Regions from separate parts of the Homo sapiens genome. Here region 2 is linked to region 1. A link is a loop called in an ENCODE intact Hi-C map of the cell type or tissue named here. Cell type or tissue: GM12878. All regions are shown on one strand. Each heading gives the region's core, and the rest is flanking DNA. Links, peaks and the distances in the headings are about the cores only.

Region 1 (9,809 bases), core at 776-8,775:
GAAACAATGGGTATTCAAATAGGAAGAGAGGAAGTCAAATTTTCTCTATTTGCAGATGACATGATTTTATATTTAGAAAACCCCATCATCATCTCAGCCCCCAAACTACTTAAGCTGATAAGCAATTTCAGCAAAGTCTCAGGACACAAAATCAATGTGCAAAAATCACAAGCATTCCTTTACATTAACAATACACAAGCAAAGAGCCAAATCATGAATGAACTCCCATTCAGAATCACTACCAAGAGAATAAAATATGTAGGAATACAGTTAACAAGGTACGTGAAGGACCTCTTTGAGGAGAACTACAAACCACTCCTGAAGGAAATAAGAGAGGATGCAAACAAATGGAAAAACATTCCATCCTCATTGATAGGAAGAATCAATATCGTGAAAATGGCCACACTGACCAAAGTAATTTATAGATTCAATGCTATTCCCATTAAACTACCATTGACATTCTTCACAGAATTAGAAATAAACTGGCACATGTGTACATATGTAACTAACCTGCACATTGTGCACATGTACCCTAAAACTTAAGGTATAATAATAATAAAATAAAAAAGGGTAACAATTAAAAAAAAAGAAATAAACTATTTTAAATTTCATATGGAATCAAAGAAGACCCCATATAGTCAAAACAATTCTAAACGAAAAGAACGAAGCTGGAGGCATCACACTACCTGAATTCAAGCAATACTACAAAGCTACAGTAACCAAAACAGCATGTTACTGGTACCAAAACAGACATACAGACCAATGGAGCAGAACAGGAACCTCAGAAATAACACCACACATCTACAACCATCTGATCTTCAACAAACTTGACAAAAACAAGCAGTAGGAAAAAGATATCCTATTCAGTAAATGTTGCTGGGGAAACTGGCTAGCCATATGCAGAAAACTGAAACTGGACCCCTTTCTTACACCTTATACAATAATTAACTCAAGATGGATTAAAGACTTTAATGTAAAATCCAAAACCATAAAAACAATAGAAGAAAACCTAGGCAGTACCATTCAGTACATAGGCATGGGCAAAGACTTCATGACAAAAACGCCAAAAGCAGAATTGCAACAAAAGCCAAAATTGACAAATGGCATCTAATTAAACTAAAGAGCTTCTGCACAGCAAATGAAAACTATCATCACAGCGAACAGGCAACCTACAGAATGGGAGAAAACTTTTGCAATCTACCCATCTGACAAAGGTCTAATATCCAGAATTCAAAAGGAACTTAAACAAATTTACAAGAAAAAACAAACCCCATCAAAAAGTGGGCAAAGAATATGAACAGACACTTCTCAAAAGAAGACATTTATGTGGCTAACAAACATATGAAAAAAAGCTCAACATCACTGATCATCAGATAAATGCAAATCAAAACCACAATGAGATACCATCTCATGCCAGTCAGAATGGTGATTATTAAAAAGTCAGGAAACAATAGATACTGGTGTGGCTATGGAGAAATAGGAGCGCTTTTATGCTGTTGATGAGAATGTAATTAGTTCAACCATTGTGGAAGACAGTGTGGTGATTCCTCAAGGATCTAGAACCAGAAATACCATTTGACCCAGAAATCCCATTACTGGGTATATACGCAAAGGAATATAAATCATTCTACTATAAAGACACATGCACATATATGTTTATTGCAGCACCACTTACAATAGCACATATATGGAACCAACCCAAATGTCCATCAATGATAGACTGGATAAAAAAATATGTTGTACATATACACCATGGAATACTATGCAGCCATAAAAAAGATTAAGATCATATCCTTTGCAGGGACTTAGGTGAAGCTGGAAGCCATCATCCTCAGCAATCTAACACAGGAACAGAAAACCAAAAACTGCATGTTGTCACTCATAAGTGGGAGTTGAACAATGAGAACATATGGACACGGAGAGGGGAACAACGTACACACCAGTGAGTGTTGGGGGGTGGGGGGTGCGGGGAGGGAACCTAGAGGACTGGTCAATAGGTGCAGCAAACCACTGTGGCACACATATACCTATATAATAAACCTGCACGTTCTGCACATGTATCCCATTTTTATTAGAAGAAAAAAATTAGTAGAAAGTGTCAATAATGAAATTCATTCATGAAAGTGTCTTCTACAGAGGAAGCAAATAGTTCTTCTCCTTGGTTTTTCTCAATTCTGTGATTTCTTTTATGGCTTTTTCCAAAGAGAGTGCTTGCCTTTGTCTTTGGGACCTGGGAGGTAACCTCCAAACACTTAGAATAGCCCAAGAGATAGGAATGCCTTTGTTATTTATTTGGGGCCCCTTGAACCATACCTGATAGTTTATGGGAATGAGGTGACTTATAGTGGGTTTCTCCAACCACGTGATAACAGCAAGATCTCTAGAAATCACAGAGGCTGGAGACTAATTCCAAACACAGGAGTAATCAATCAGTCAATCATGCTTACTTACTGGAGACTCAGTAAAAATTCTGGACACCAAAGTTCGGGTGTGCTTTGTGGTTGACATATTCAGTGTGTATTGTCACACATTAATGACAGGAAAGTAACACATCCTGATAACAATGGAAGCTTTGCATGTGAAGCCCTCCCAGATGTTGCCCGATGTGTCTCTTACTTTGGTGAATTTTCTGTACTCTTGCCCTTAGTAAACTATAACTGTGAGTATAATTTTCAGTGAGTTCTGTGAATCTTTCTATTGAATGATCAAACCTGAGAATGGCTTTGGGAAACCTCCAAACTTATACATGGTGTCAGAAGTGAGGGTAGTTTTGTGTGAACTCTTTCTCTAACTTTGCCATTGTCCCCTAATTAAAACCATCTTTTCAAAGGTTGTGACAGTGAGAGAAATCTAATATGGCTGGCTCCATCTTGCTTCTAGCCTCACAGACTGGCTCAGTCTTCACTCATTCCTGGGTGTATGCCAAGCTAACCATGGGAGGAATTTAGATTATAGTTTAACATTAAAGCAAGAAGAATAATAGTCTGTCCCTAAAACTAATTTTTGGGGGACTGAAACTGCCTTTGTAAAACTAACAAAAGATCGGTAGATTCGAATTATAGGAAAAGTCTGAATTCTGCTTAAATGTAGGCATAGTTTCTATAATCTCTTACTACTCAGGAGTCATGTCTTCAGAGGTCACAAAATTTTGTGACTTCCTTAATTGCTCCTATAGATAACATCACTATTATAGAATCTAAGATTGGCCTTTTGAGATGTTCTTCAGATTTTGGCATTCTGGCAACCAACTTACCCCACCCAGACCTGAGATTCATGACTCAAGCAGTCATGCGACCCATATCCAGAGGTGGACTCAGCACACGAGGACTGTTCCAGAATCTCATTTAATTCCCAAGCAATTGGCAGCACCCATTCCCTAGCCCCCTGCCCACCAAATTATTTATAAAAACCCTAGCCTCTGAGTTCTCAGGGAGAGAGACTTGAGTAATATCTCAGTCTACTGCATGGCTAGCCTGACATTAATTAAACTCTTTCTTTACTGCAGTAGCATGTTCTTGGTGAATTGTTTTTGCCTATGCAGGATACAGGAAGTTGGGTGATTACATAATTGCTTGCAGCTAGGGTCAGAAGCTTTGGTCAGACTTGGAAATCTGGAGAACTGTGCCTTTAATCTTGCAATGTGGTTAATGCCAGGAGCTTAACATAGCTAAACTGCAATGTAGTCACTTCTGACTTTGGGAAAGGGATAGCAGTATTAAAAAAAAAAATTCCACTCGTTTCACAAACATTAGCTACTAATGGGTAACTTCCATATCAGAAATATAAAAATAAACAATTCAAACTGTCAGATTATTTTTAAATATAAAAAATATCAAATGTGATTAAAAGTATGCTTCAGTAGACTATTAAATGGTAGATAAATCTCACAAAAGTACATAGAAAATAATGGCAGGCTACGAAGCATGCATGCTTGTAGTATATCTTCATATATTGGAAAATATTGCTATATTTTTACAGTAAGATAAATTACTCTTATGCATAACCTGTCAGTTTATTATAAGCAGGAGGACTTTTACTTTGTGCTAAATTACACAGTGTGCCACTAGAGTGCGCTATAACATTTTCTTTGATTAAAACATTTTTTCTGAAATCGATTCTGAACTACTCTTAGCAAAAATTTTCATTTACTGCTGAATTAATATTGTAAAACATATTTGAGAAAATTATTATAATAAAACAAATTTTCAACTTTTCTATTAAGTATATTAAGTTTTTTACACTTTTGTGATTTCTGTATATGCTTGAAGATTCTAAAAAGTACTAGAAACACTCATTGCAATAACCATTATTAATTCCAGCAAGAAATAAAGCACTGTTTTTTGCATTATCTAGTTCACTGAAGAAAAACAATGTATATAATTGGTAGCAGGGCCCAAACTCAAGGAGAATAAATATATCGGAAAATGCCTTGTAGTATTGTGTACTTCGGTTTTATTCAAAAGACTGATGTCATGTAGAAATATACCTATTTTGATTATATTAGTGTAATTAAAGTTGAAAGGACTTTTAAAGGGGGGACACAAAATAAGAAAAAAAAAAGTGGCTTTTTGTAGACATGCTGTTATTTATGGAATTAGCTTGTATCACCTAAGGCAAGTCCTGTTGGAAAGCAGCTAAGAAAGAGGAGGACAGAACAGGAACCCAGAATACAAACATGTCTTTTACTTTCTCGTCATACCCTCCACTACTGGAATGTCAAGATTCAGGAAAAAGGCAAGGCCCTAATTTCTAGCTGTGTATCTTTCTGCCAGCTCACAAAAATTTAAGTAAAACACCAGGGGATATGTAGATGTATGCATTTATTGATGTAGAGGAAGAGAAAGGCATATTTTGTCAGTAGACTCTGGCACCTCTGATCCTAATATTTTCAGCAGCATTTTAAGGTGGCCATCTACATCCCAACATACCACCAAGACTGGAAATGTAGTCCAATGTTTTATCTCCTGATGGGGATCCATGACAGCCAATATTAGGAATTAGAGGGAGGCTGTAACTATAGATACAGGGGGTATTTAAAAGGATCCAAAGAATAAACTTAGTTTAATAGGTTTCACATTTAGTACATGAATTTTATAAGAAGCTTTCTTAACCCAAATTGCATAAAAATAGACATAGCAACAAAAGACATTGTTAAAATTTGTCAAAAAAATACTACTCCAAAATATTTCAGATCCAGTTGATTTTATAGGTGAGTTCCCTCGAAGCTACAGAGGCTAATGATTCACGTGTATTTTACTTTCTTCCAGAAGATAAACAAGGAAAATTCCTATTTCATTTATAAGGCAAATATACTACCTTAATACAAAAACCTGATAAAGAAACTATAATTATGAAATCTAAAAACCAAATTGATTTATGGAGGTGGACACAATAACCTTAATTGTTAAGTAATGAAATTCATGAGTGCATTAAAATAACCATACACTATGATCAAACACAATTTACTCCATAAATGTGAGGATGGTTCAAAAGCAATCTGTTATTATAATGGCTTTCCTTAATAGAGCAAATGCAGTAGCACACACATGCATGCACACATGCAATTTTCTTCTAAATGCTGAAATGGTATTTGAGAAAATGAACTATCAATTTCTGATAAAAACCCATAGGAAAATAGAAATGGAAGCATTTTTTCTGTATGATAAAACACATCTCTCTCAAACAGACATGATCAAGATTCACTGTGATCATATAAAAAGAAAGAAGTCATAGGCCTAAATCATTATTAGTTAAAATATTTTGAGCATTCTAGTATTGGTGTAAAGAATGTAAAATAAATAAGGTGCACAAGCATGAAAAGTGAGGAACACATTTATTTTTGGCAGTAAATATAATTACTACAGAGAAAATTCAAGAGAACCAGATAAAAAATAAATACAATAATTTGAATAAATTTACATAACCATCCTTATAATAATTCTATAGTATAGGTCCTGATATATCTGTCATTATACATCTGAGAGAACAAAGCATAGGAAGGTTGGGTAATTGGCTCCAGTTTACACAGCTAGAAAGTGGCAAAGCTAGGATTTCATTCTTTATCGTCTGGTTCAAATAAGTAGAAAATATAATTCAAAAAATAAGATCCCATATACTAATTTAATAGAGAAAACACAGCGACATAACTGTAACATGAAATGTGAGACCTTTCTATGAAGAAACAATTAATCTTTACTGAAATACATTTAATTATTGAAAAATAAAAATATGCAAAATAAATAACAAATATCATTCAATTCTAAAGAACAAAATAATGTATTGTTGAGACCTTTTAAACACATGATCACAATTAAAATTCATCAAGCAGAGTAAGAGGGCAAAAGTAGACAAAAATACTTTAACAAACATAATGAGAAAATAACACACCATTTATCAGAATGTGTTTTTAAAGTATTAAAATTAAAACTGTGTAATTTAGCGTATAAATGGATAGGTAAAGTGGTTGCTGGAATTAATTGATTATTCATTCTATATCAGGCCCTGTTTTCAATAGTTTACACATAATAATTCATTTAAACCACTCAACATACATTATCTCACTTAATCCTACCTTAAACCTAGGAAGTAATCATCATTATTATCCCAGTTTTATGAATAAAGATATTGAGAAACAAAATGGTTAAGTAACTCTAAAAGCACACAGCTAGCACATGATGGCCTGTGTGACTCCAGAAGCTGAACTCTGAATCACTACATTGTGGATAGTGAAATAAGAAGCTATCAAATAGACTGAAGAATAAATAAGCAATTAATATATACAATGACAATAGCAGTTCAAATAGCATTACAAACAAAATTTAAAAAATGGCAGATGAGAAACATGACATTTAATGAGAGAAAATTTTAATAAAATTCATATAAAGAGTGTTTTAATCTTCAACATTAACATAATAAAGGCCATGTGTACTCAGCCCACAGTTAACATGATACTCAATGGTGAAAATCTGAACACTTTTTCTTTAAGATCAGGATTAAGACAAGGGTGCCCACTCTCACCGCTTCTATTCAACATAATATTGGAAGTCCCAACCAGAGTAATTAGACAAGAAAAAGTCACCTGATTTGGAAAGCAAAAAGTAAAATTCTCTCTGTTTCCAGATGACGTGAGTATGTATGTGTGTGTGTATACACACACACACACACATACATATATATCCCTAAAGACTCTACCAAAAAATTGTCAGAGCTAATAACAAATTTAGTACAGTTGCAAGACACAAAATCAACACACAAAATTAGTTGGATTTGTATAGATTAACAACAAACTATCTGGAAAAGAAGTAAAGAAACCAATCTCATTTACAAAGCACCATAAATAAAATATATAAGAATAAATTAAACAAACCAAGGAAGTAAAAGCTCTTTACACTGAAAACTGTAAGACATTGATGAAATAATTTGAGGAAAACATAAATAAATGAAAGTATTCTGTGTTCATGGACGAGGAAAATCAGTATCTTAAAAAAGTTCATGCTATCCAAGTGATCTATAGATTCAACGTAATACCTATCAGAATTATGACAGAGAATGGCATTTTTCTTTTTTTTATTATACTTTAAGTTTTAGGGTACATGTGCACAACGTGCAGGTTAGTTACATATGTATACATGTGCCACGTTGGTGTGCTGAACCCATTAACTTGTCATTTAACATTAGGTGTATCTCCTAATGCTGTCCCTCCCCCCTTCCCCCACCCCACAACAGGCCCCAGTGTGTGATGTTCCCCTTCCTGTGTCCATGTGTTCTCATTGTTCAATTCCCACCTATGAGTGAGAACATGCGGTGTTTGGTTTTTTGTCCTTGCGATAGTTTGCTGAGAATGATAGCTTTGAGCTTCATCCATGTCCCTACAAAGGACATGAACTCATCATTTTTTATGGCTGCATAGTATTCTATGGTGTATATGTGCCACATTTTCTTAATCCAGTCTATCATTGTTGGACATTTGGGTTGGTTCCAAGTCTTTGCTATTGTGAATAGTGCCACAATAAACATACGTGTGCATGTGTCTTTATAGCAGCATGATTTATAATCCTTTGGGTATATACCCAGTAATGGGATGGCTGGGTCAAATGGTATTTCTAGTTCTAGATCCCTGAGGAATCTAGGGATTTCTAACATAACACACTGACTTCCACAATGGTTGAACTAGTTTACAGTCCCGCCAACAGTGTAAAAGTGTTCCTATTTCTCCACATCCTCTCCAGCACCTGTTGTTTCCTGACTTTTTAATGATTGCCATTCTAACTGGTGTGAGATGGTATTTCATTGTGGTTTTGATTTGCATTTCTCTGATGGCCAGTGATTATGAGCATTTTTTTGTGTGTCTTTTGGCTGCATAAATGTCTTCTTTTGAGAAGTGTCTGTTCATATCCTTTGCCCACTTTTTGATGGGGCTGTTTTTTTCTTGTAAATTTGTTTGAGTTCATTGTAGATTCTAGATATTAGCCCTTTGTCAGATGAGTAGAATGGCATTTTTCAAAGAATAGAAAAGATCAATCTTAAAATTCATAGAGAACCACAAAAGACCTCAAAATGCCAAAACAATCTTGAAAAAAGAAAACTTAGAGGCATCATGCTTTCTTATTTCAAACTATATTACAAAGCTATTTCAATCAAAATAGTATGACACTGGCCTAAAACAGGCACCTAAATCAATGGAACAGATTTGAAATAAACTCGTGTGTACACAGTCAACTAATACTGACATGAATGCTAAGAATACATAATGGAGAAATGACTGTCTTTTCAATAAATCATCTTTGGAAAATAAATGGTCTTTGGAATATGCACATGCAAAAGACTGAGATTTAGTCCATATCTTACACCACTCACAAATACTAACTTGACATAGATTCATGGCTTAAATTTAAGACCTGAAACTGTACAATTTCTAGAGGAAATATAAAGAAAAATCTCTTTGACATTGGTTTGTGTAATGATTTTTTTATATAACACCAAAAGCAAAAGCAAAAAAATAAGCAAAAGTAAATAAGTGGGCCTACATCAAATTTAAAGCCTTCTGCAAATAAAAGGAAATAAGGAACAAAATAATAAACAAAATGAAAATATGAAGTGAGAGAAAATATTTGCCAACCATATATCTGATAATTGGTTAATATCCAAAATATATAAGAAACTCGTAAAACTAAATAGCAAAAAACAAAATCCAATTAAAAAATGAGCAAGGGCTCTGATTGGACATTTCTCCAAAGAAGATACACAAATGGTCAATGAGCATATAAAAAATGCTAAACATCACTAATCACAAGAAAATTTCAAATAAAAACCACAGTAAGACATCACCTTATATGTGTTAGAATGACTTTTATCCAACAGACAAGAGAGAATTGTCTTGCCAAACAGAGAATAGTATTGGCCAGGATGCAGTGAAGAGTCCCCTTGTGCACTGTTGGAGGGGTTGCAAATTGATACAACCAGTATAGATAGAGGTTCCTCAAAAATTTTAAAACAGAACTACCATTTGAACCATAAATCCGTTTTCTGAGTAAGTATCCAATTGAAATAAAAATCAGCATGTTGAAGAGGTATCAACACTCCCATGTTCATTGCAGCATTATTCACAATATCCAAGACGTGGAAACAACCTATTTGTCTATTGAAAGATGAATAGATTAAGAAATTGTGGTGTATAGAAATACAATGAAATATTATTCAGCCATAAAAAGGGGAATATTCTTCCATTTGCAATAATATGGATAAACCTTAAAGGAATTATGCTAAGTTAAATACATAAGCCAGAGAACAACAAATACTGTGTGATCTCA
Region 2 (9,809 bases), core at 535-8,534, 490 kb after region 1:
AGCTTTATCAAAAAATAATTTACATACAATAAAATTCACCTATTTTAAGTATACACTTCATTTTTAGTAAATTTCTAGAGTTGTCTAATCATTACCACAAACCTATTTTAGAACATCTTAATTTCCCCTATAAAGACTCCTCATGTCCATTTACAGTTAATCTTCTTTCCCACCTCAGCCCCTAAAAACCATTAATCTGCCTTATCTCCAAAGATTTGCCTTTTCTGAATGTTTCATATAAATAGAATCCTACGATACATGGTTTTTTTGTGCCTGGCTTCTTTCTCTTAGCATGTTTTTTAAGCTTATCCATGTTGTGGCAGGTATCAGTAGTTTATTTTTATTGCTGAATAGTATTTTGTTTCATGAATATACTAGCTTGCGTTTAAACATTTTCTAGTTGATGACTATTTGGATTGTTTCCAGTGTTACTTTTTATTTCATGGAATATCCCTTATCAGAAAATAACACGTATGACATAAAATCACAAGTTACATCTATTCTCTCTTTTATTTTTATGTTGTATTCTTCAATATTCTCATTACTCTATAAAGAGCTATGAGTAGAATTTTTGTTTATAAATATGTTTTATATTTGCTTTAAAACAGATATACCTAATTATAAAGGGAATCCCCTCCTACTTTGAGAACCCTGAATACTTGGTTATTCTGGCTGACAGTCTTTCATATGACCTGTACGAATTAGATAAATTTTCTTCTGTAACTACGTATGTAAAAAGAAACTGCCACAGAGAGGTAATCTCGGGATGTTAACGAAAGAAATTCAGTTACTCTTAGTTGAGTTCATCAGCAGTGCATGATGGGGTGAATCATAGCACCTCAAACAGTTATGCTGCTCACTGGAGTATCTTAATTTCAGCAAGAGAGCACAGGCAAAGTTTAAAAAGTATGCATCTCTCTGGTCAGAAAAAACATTCAGTGACTCCATATATTCTAATGAGACTCACTCAAGAAAAAAGACTTGGCTTAAATCTAGACATAACCAATTTCACATGGTTTGGAAACAAAAAAAGATGTCTATTGGTTCTGGTTCCTATAGGTATGGAATATGGACTTCATTTTCCTATTGCAAGCAGCCTACATATGCAGTGTGCAGAGTCTTGAGCCCCATTAATTTAACAGTTACCTTTTGCTGTGGAATTTCTTGTGTGGCAAGTTGTGCCATTCATTTGTGGGAAACTTCAGTGAGATTATTTAGTACTATCTCTGAATAAAAGGCTCTTACTATATATCACCTTTACATTTTTTATTTTTCCAAACCAATAGCAATTTAAAAAAATGCTATATGATTATATTAGAGTCAACAGTTTCACACTGTTTGAATCCAAATATTAAAAAGAGCATTTGTTTATTGACCTTAAATAATTCAATAAAATGCATGAACTATACCATTAATTTTCTTTAGCACAGAAAGCTATGAGAATAACTTCCTAGGAATTATTTTTTAGTAAAGCTTTGAAAACAATATTTTGTTCACAGATGCAAATGTTTTCTACAACTCACTCGTAGTTTATTTTCATACTCTAGTTACGTAACTCTATTTAAAATTAACGCTAAACTCTTACAAGACATTTGCCTCTCTACTTTTTTTTTTATAAAGTCAGTGGTAGGTTTAGAAGAGGTAAATTATTCCAGAGAGAATCAGCACATTATCACAAATTCTGTGACCTTATTCAGCTACATGGTTTCTTTTGAAGTATTATCTCATAAAAACACTATTAAAACATGTCTTAGGCAGCAGATCTAAGGTTTCTAAGGCACATTTCTCAACAATTAACCACAGTGTTATGCTTCAATTGCATTGTTTGATGTCTACATTTAAGTAGTATTTTTTCTTCTCCACGTGAATGCATTAAGTGGATGGAATGACTTTATAATGATGATATATCAATATTTATAATAGCTGGAAAGGTTCTGTACTTTTATACTGATGTTTATAAATCTTAAAGTATTAATTTATGTAGCCTGGAAAAGCTACTATTATAAAATGAAGTGCTACGAAGTTATAACATTAACTTCTTGCTGATTCAGAGACAATATAATCATTTCCCTGAATAAATATTTTGTGTCAAGGAGAGAGTTCTTAAAATAATGAATTCATTGTTACATATCACCTACACATATGTATAACCTCAGTGGTGAGACTCTGAGGATTGCTTTACAAACAAGATAGCTGAAAAGGAAAGCAATACATTCAGTATGCAGAAAACAAAATTATAACTACATTAAATTTGTTGGAAGTCTTCTATTTGAAGATGAAAAAAATGCCATTAAATTGGCTGAAAGGAAAATTATATTGACGATGAAGACAGGTTGCATGGTCTATGGTTTGTAATGTTGCTGTACAGTAAATTGGAGTTTCAAAATAGTATTACTCTTCTTTAAAGAGATAGACACAGCTGAATTAGGTGTTGCTTGCTGCAGTGAGGATCAAATACAAAAAGAATCATATTTCATCAGACCTAGTCAACACCAGGAGAATAAATAGAAATATAAGAGGTATGCAGGCAATGATTCATTTTGATAATGTGGCTCAAGAGAGACACATAGAGACAGCACACGGATCTAAGCTTCTATCAAAAGACAAATAGGACACAGAGGGTGGGAACTGGGATGACAGTGTAGCAGAGGTCACATCGATTTTCAGCAGCAGTTTTAACATGGATGAGATAACCCTGGACTCTATTTGGCCCATTGTTCATATCCTACCTGTCCCACAAGCAATAAATTTCCTAGTCCTAGAAAAAGGGCCATAAAGAAGAAGGATTCTACTTATGACTTCTTATGATTAAGTTTCTGTGCTAACCAAACATGCTTTTCACACCAAGGTCACATTGCATGTTAAGGTCCATAATAGCCCAAAAGCAGTAGAAGTGTATTATGTTTTAGTGTATGCAAGAGGAAACTGTCAAACCATACATCAGATTTTTTTTTCCTATTTAACTCGTTTGCTACAAAAATGAATGGTAAATGAACTGGAAATCAATTTCAATCTTGTAATATATTTTTACATCTGAACAGCATCTGAATTTTGCTCAGAATTTAAATAAGTGCACTGTTATGTAGGAGTTTACTAGATAGGGTTGAAAAATCCTAATTGGCAATACAATTTTAAATGGGCAAGTTCTAGAAACATAGGCTATTGGTTAAATAAGAGCATCTCTTATTAAACCCAGGAAAAAGGATTTTGATTTTTTTTATTTAAAAAGCTGGTATTCAAAATGTAAATAGTAAAACCTTTATCAGCACATAGAACATAATAGTATAAACTACAAAGTAAGAATAGGAGAACTGCCATCTAGTCAAGGACATGAGTGATCTCTTCACTTATTAAAGCAAAGTGGAAACCACTTTTATTAAGCCTGTTTGTTAAACCTGCCATACTTTGTAATAGCACTTGGGCATCCACTTAGAGAATAAGCTCCATTTTAACTTATTTCGTAGAGCCCAGATGAATAGATATAAAAGTTGACAAGAACTTTTGTAGGAAAAAAAGATAAATATATAGTGAATACTCAAAATAGAAAAATCACCCAGAAAATTAAGTCCAGGCTGCTAGAGGCTCTCTACATGACTCTAATGCTTATTTTCCCATTTTGCATGGAGTGTGTCTCCTCTGGGCTTTAAGGATTGTGATACAGGAATATAAACAACACAGCTGACTAACTCAGCAGTAGAAAATTGTAGCTACCTACCAGGTCATCAGTTTTATTCGTTATCAAGTAAATTATACTTTATTATTTTATTTGAGATCTTTTCCCTAAATACTATTGTCCCAGGTGACCCATTTTTTTTTTTTTTGGCAATGTCATTATTATTACATTCAGGACAAGTGAGACACCTGCTTCCCTCTAACAAACTGAGGAACAATTACAACAATAAAATGACCAACTGCTGTGTAATGTGACTTGTGTGAATATAAGGAAGTGTACATAGCTTCAATGACTCCTCAAGTATTGCCATCATCAAATGTGGAAAAGCTTGATCCCCAAATTGTTGTATTTCTTTAAGGAGATGAAATAAAAATAATACAGATAAATGAAAACAGAAAGCTAGTAGCAAAGGAATGAAGACGTACCAGCCTGAGAAAGTGACACAGATACTCTAAAACCAATTATGCTCATTTGCTGTGGATCCTTAGATTAGCAATTTCACATAACAGGCTCCTTTATAAATCATGTATTGGAATTCAGTCATCTTTCAGACAAAATGTTATTCCAATAACAAATATTATGTCCAGTAAAAGGTTTGGAAGAAGTATGACACCCAGTTCTTGTCATTAAGGAGCGGATACATTATTTAGGAAAACAGTGGACACTTAAGCTTGAATCATGTTCATGTGGCATAGATTGTTATTTGCCTCTAGGAGTTCAAAGAAGAGATCACTGTACTTTGGAATGAACCCTTAATAATCTGTTCACTCTCTAGCTGAAAGGCATTCCCACTGTCCTTAGACTAAAGCCCCACAGAACTTCCACGTGATATTAGGTGTTCTAACAAGAAAAGCTTCGTTGCTCAAATTAGTGTTGAGAAAACAGGCCTAAACAATATTTAACAATTTTCCTTAAAGCTAGGATTGCTAGATACATTACAGGGTGCTCTGTGGAATTTGAATTTCAGATAAACAGCAAATCATTGTTTAATATAATTATGTCCAAAATATTCCATAGGACAGATTTAGACTAAAAATTGGTGTCTCATTTATCTGAAACTCATATTTCACAGGGCACAGTTTTCCTTTATTTTTAACTTGCTAAATCTTTTAGAGCAGAACATCTCAGACCCCATTTCACAAATCACCGCTAAAGAGCTTACTCTTGTGACCAAATACCAACTGTGTCCCAAAATCCTGTGGAATTTTTTAAAATAAAAAATATGCGAATAGTAAATATTAACATATGTTATATGTCAAGATAGGAAGCAGAGAGCATAATGAAGAGCAAAATACACTGGAGCCTGATTGCTTGGGTTTGAATCCCTGCTCTATGATTTGTAGAACCCTGGGAAAGTTGCTTAACCTTTCTATGCCTCAGTTTCTTTATCTATAAAGTTAGGATAATAGTAACACCTACCTCTTAGGGCTGTTATAAATATTAATGAACTACTATTAGCAAAATTGATAGAATAATTTCTGATCCAAAGTAAATGCAATATAAATGTTTATTAAATAAATGGTAGTTGAAAATTTACAGAAGTGAAAGAGGAGTATATAGTCATATATTTGACAACCTAAGCATCTATTAACACCTCATGAAACACAATGTTTGGAAATACCCTTCTCTAGGTAAAAACTGGATGAGCCCAGCTTCACCTTAAATTAGCCCACTTTTGCTTTCCAAGTCATTGAAGGCCTGAAGACACAGGTCAGTGGTTTTTAACCAGGAGCAATTTTGTTGCCCAGAGGACATATGGCAATAGCTACAGACATGTTTGATTGTCAAGACTACATACTGCTGACATCTAGTGGTAGAGGCCAGTGATGTTGCAAAACGCCCACAAAGCATAGGAAAGAAAGCCCTTCACCCCCGATCACCACTGGATTCCCAACAAAGAATTATCTGGCCAAATGTCAATACTGGTTGGGAAGCACTGTTCTTTCCTATTTTTCATATAGGAAAATCTCAATGAAAGGACAGTTAACTAGATTTCCCCTTCTACAGGTTGAGGATCCCTTATTGGAAAATCTAAAATCTGAAATGCTTCAAAATTCAAAACTTTTTGAGCTCAGACATTAAGCCACAAGTGGAGTAATCCACACCTGACATAATGTGACAGATCACAGTCAAAATACAATAAAAACTTTGTTTCATGCACAAAGTTATTAAAAACATTTTATAAAACTACCTTCAGGCTAAGTTTATAAGGTGTATATGAAAAGTAAATTAAGTTCATGTTTAGACCTGAGTCCCATCCCCAACATATTTAATTATGTATATGCAAATACTGCAAAATCTGAAAAACCCAAAATTAAAAATGATATGGTTTGGACCTGTGTCACTACACAAATCTCACGTCAAAAATCCTCAGTGTTGGAGATGAGGCCTGGTGTGAGGTGATTGGATCGTGGGAGTGGAGTTCTCAAGACAGTGAGTGAGTGAAGAGATCTGGTTATTTAAAAGTGTATGACACCTCCCCATCTATCTCTTCCTCCTGCTCTGGTCATATAAGACATGCTTGCTTCCCCTTTGCCTTCTACCATGATTGAAAGTTCCCTGAGGCCTCCCCAGAAGCCAAGCAGGTGCCAGCATCACGATTCCTGTACAGCCTGTGAAACTGTGAGCCAATTAAACCTGTTTTCTTTATAAGTTACCCAGTCTCAAGTATTTCTTTATAGCAGTGCAAGAACAGACTAATGCAGAAAATTGGTACCAGAAGTGGGGTATTGCTATAAAGATACCTAAAAACGTGGAAGCAGCTTTGGAACTAGATAACAGGAAGAGATTGGAGGAATATAGAAGGTCAAAGACAGGAAGATGAGGGAAGGTTTGGAACTTTCTAGAGACTTTTTAAATTGTTGTGACTAAAATGCTTATAGTTATATGGACAACGAAGCCCAGACTGAGGAGGTCTCAGATGGAAATGAGAAACTTATTGGAAACTGGAGGAAAGGTCACTTTTGCTATGCTTTAGCAAAGAGCCTTGCTGCATTGTGTGCCTGCTCTAGGGATCTGTGGAACTTTGAACTTGAGAGTGAGGATTTAGGGTATTTGCCAGAAGAAATTTCTAAAAAGCAAAGTGTTCAAGATGTAGCCTGGCTGCTTGTAACAGTGTATGCTTTTATGTGTGAGCAAACAAATGACCTGATACTGGAACTTATGTTTAAAAGGGGAGCAGGGCATAAAAGTTTGGAAAATTTGCAGCCTGGTCATGTGTAGGAAAAAAAAAAAAGCCCATTTTCTGGTGAGGAATTCAAGTGGGCTGAAGAAATTTGCATAAGTAAAGAGGAGCTAAATGTTAATAGCCAAGACAATAGGGAAAATGCCTCAAAGGCATTTCAGGGACCTTCCTGGCAGCCCCTTCCATCACAGGCCTTGAGGCCTAGGAGGGAAAACATGATTTCGTGGGCCAGGCCCAGGGCCACACAGCCCTGTGTAGCCTCAGAACACTGCTCCCTGCATCCCAGGCACTCCACCTTCAGCCATGGCTAAAAGGGACCCAGGACTGATACTTTAGAGGAAAAAGCCATAAGCCTTGGCCGCTTTCATGTGGTGTTAAGCCTACAGGAGCACAGAGTGCAAGAGCTGAGGCTTGGGAGCCTGTGCCTAAATTTTAGAGAATGTGTGGAAAAGCCTGGTTCCCCAGGCAGAAGCCTGTGGCAGGGGTGGAGCCCTCATGGAGAACCTCTACGAGTGCAGAGCAGAAGGGAAATATGGAGTTGGAGCCCCCACACAGAGTCCCCATTGGGGCACTGCCTAGTAGTGGAGCTGTGACAGGGGGCCACCATCCTCCAGAACCCAGACTTATGGATTCACCAACAGCCTGCACTATGAACCTAGAAAAGCCACAGGCAATCAACACTAGCCCTTGAGAGTAACCGTGGAGGTTGAACCCTGCAAAGCACAGGGGCAGATCTGCCCAAGGCCTTGGGAGCCTATTGTACTAGTATGCCCTGGATGTGAGACATGAAGTCAAAGGATACTCTTTTGGAGCTTTAAGATTTAATGACTGCGCTGCTAGGTTTCAGACTTGCATGGGGCCTGTAGCCCATTTCTTCTGGACAATTTCTTTCAGAATGGGAGTATTTACCCAATGCCTATACCCTCATTGTTTTTTGGAAGTAACTAACTTGTTTTTGTTTTACAGGGTCATAGGCAGAAGGGACTAGCCTTGTCTCAGATAAGACTTTGGACTGCAAACTTTTGAGTTAATGATGGAATTAGTTAAGACTTTGGGGTACTGTTGGGAAGGCATGATTGTATTTTGAAATGTGAGAAGGGCATGTGATTTGGGAGGGGTCAGGGCAGAATGATATGGTTTGGATCTGTGTCCTTACCTACATTTCATGTCAAACTGTCATCCCCAGTGTTGGAGATGCAGCCTGGTGGGAGGTGATTGGATCACTGGGGGAAAGTTCTCATGAACGGTCTAGCACCATCTCCTGGTGCGGTTCTCATGATAGTGAGTGAGTCAGTTCTCATGAGATCTGGTTATTTAAACATGTGTGCCAAGACAGGCTTGCTTCTCCTTTGCCTTCTGCCATGATTGAAAGTTTCCTGAGGCCACTTCAGAAGCTGAGCAGATGCCAGTATCATATTTCCTGTACAGCCTGAAGAACCATTATCCAATTAAACCTCTTTGCTTTATAAATTACTCAGTTTCTGGTGTTTTGTTATAGCAATGCAAGAATGGACCAATAATGGAAACATGTCTGGTCTGAAGCATTCCAGATAAGCGATATTCAAACTGTAGAGAATGTAATAAGCTTAATAAGAAAAAAAGTCAAATAAAAATTTAGAACTAACAAAATGCTTTACAAGGTGTGTTTTAGAGTGTTTATGCATTTCACTTGAGATTGCCACCTGTATGATTTGCTCAAATGGTATCTTCTTTGTGAAACCTATACTGGCCATCCCATTTAACACTGCAACCTGCACCCCTATTTCTACCTCATTGAGACAATTTATTTTGTTCTGTAAAATTAAGCACCATTTAATATACAATATAATATAATTATTTATTTTATTAAATATTTTATTCCAGTACAATTGAATCTTTTTGAGGGTAGTGACTTTTTTCTGATTTTTATTTGCTCACTGTTGTCTCCTCAGTATCTAGAATAGCCACCATCATGTGTCTATCTATAACATATGCAATGATATTTGATATGTACACTGGTAACCTTAAAGCCCTGTAAGATTTCGAATCATCAGATTGATTCCACTATTTCTTTTTTATTCAAAAAGACAAGATTGTACATGAATATATAATTTATGTATTTATTTATTTACAAATATGTGGTAGAATGAAGGAAGAAAGGGGATGGAGGTAAAGAGTTTCTGGTCAACTCTTAGTCTCTCCAATAAAATAAATGATTACTATAATCTACAAATATTGTGACAAACTGAAATTTTACAATTTCGAAAAATAGCTTGTATAGTTGTCACAGAATGTCTAGTGTAAATTTATTGAACTTGTCTACATAGCATAGTCCTCTGAGCAAAAAAATTTAAAGCATAAACCTTTCTCTCCCACACACATAGTTTCCCAAAATCTCTGAGATGATCTATTGTTATATCAGAGATAAAGCAGACCTGACTGATTTTTTGGAGTAACTCTATATTTTATAGAGCCTAGAAATACAAAACTGCTGAGGTTCCAGAAACAGACTAGAAGTTGATCTAAAATCTGCAAAGAAAAACAAGAACTTCTGATACAAACAAACAAAAAGCACCAAAGGCATGTACAAGTCCCTTCTCCAGAAAACCAGCCTGGCTACCTCTGTGTAAAAGGCTGCACAAAAAATAACATTTTATGAGTGCCAAGTAACATTATAACAGTTTGCATCATAAATTGGCAAACAAGTGGCAGGATTGGGAATGGGGTAAGGTAGAAAGAAAGCTGCTGTTTTAAAGAGATGTGTTTGGGATAGATGGAGGAGGAGGGCACCCATTTCCATAAATTAGATGACCCTTCCAGGTGATAATGTTTTGTCACTCCGGCTCATTTGTAAAATGGCTTTGTGCCTTCCCTCTGAAATCTGAGTATGCCAGCCATCGTGGTCCCTCAGTGGCAGCTTTCAACCTGACGTGTCAAGTCAGCCATGTTGCCCATATTCCCCAGGATTCTAAT

Evidence for each region. Peaks named below come from ENCODE experiments on the same cell type or tissue, not always from the same donor. Only the 100,000 strongest peaks of a DNase experiment are listed, where the experiment ranks them.
Region 2: a loop joins it to region 1, with 9 times the contacts of the local background. A loop is called at or near these places in 8 of 110 quality-filtered maps.

The regions. Positions count from the first base shown.
Region 1 is chrX:87,294,014-87,303,822 of GRCh38, reverse strand. No RefSeq gene overlaps it. Among named protein-coding and RNA genes, the nearest start is that of KLHL4, 220 kb to the left of the region's middle. In GM12878, for the core only: a CTCF peak has its summit at 4,064 (motif pointing right); no DNase peak of the experiment used is centred there.
Region 2 is chrX:86,802,658-86,812,466 of GRCh38, reverse strand. The region is part of intron 7 of DACH2 (dachshund family transcription factor 2); the gene reads right to left. Among named protein-coding and RNA genes, the nearest start is that of DACH2, 660 kb to the right of the region's middle. RefSeq lists an enhancer at 6,736-7,261. In GM12878, for the core only: a CTCF peak has its summit at 5,489 (motif pointing left); a DNase peak (open chromatin) is centred at 5,474.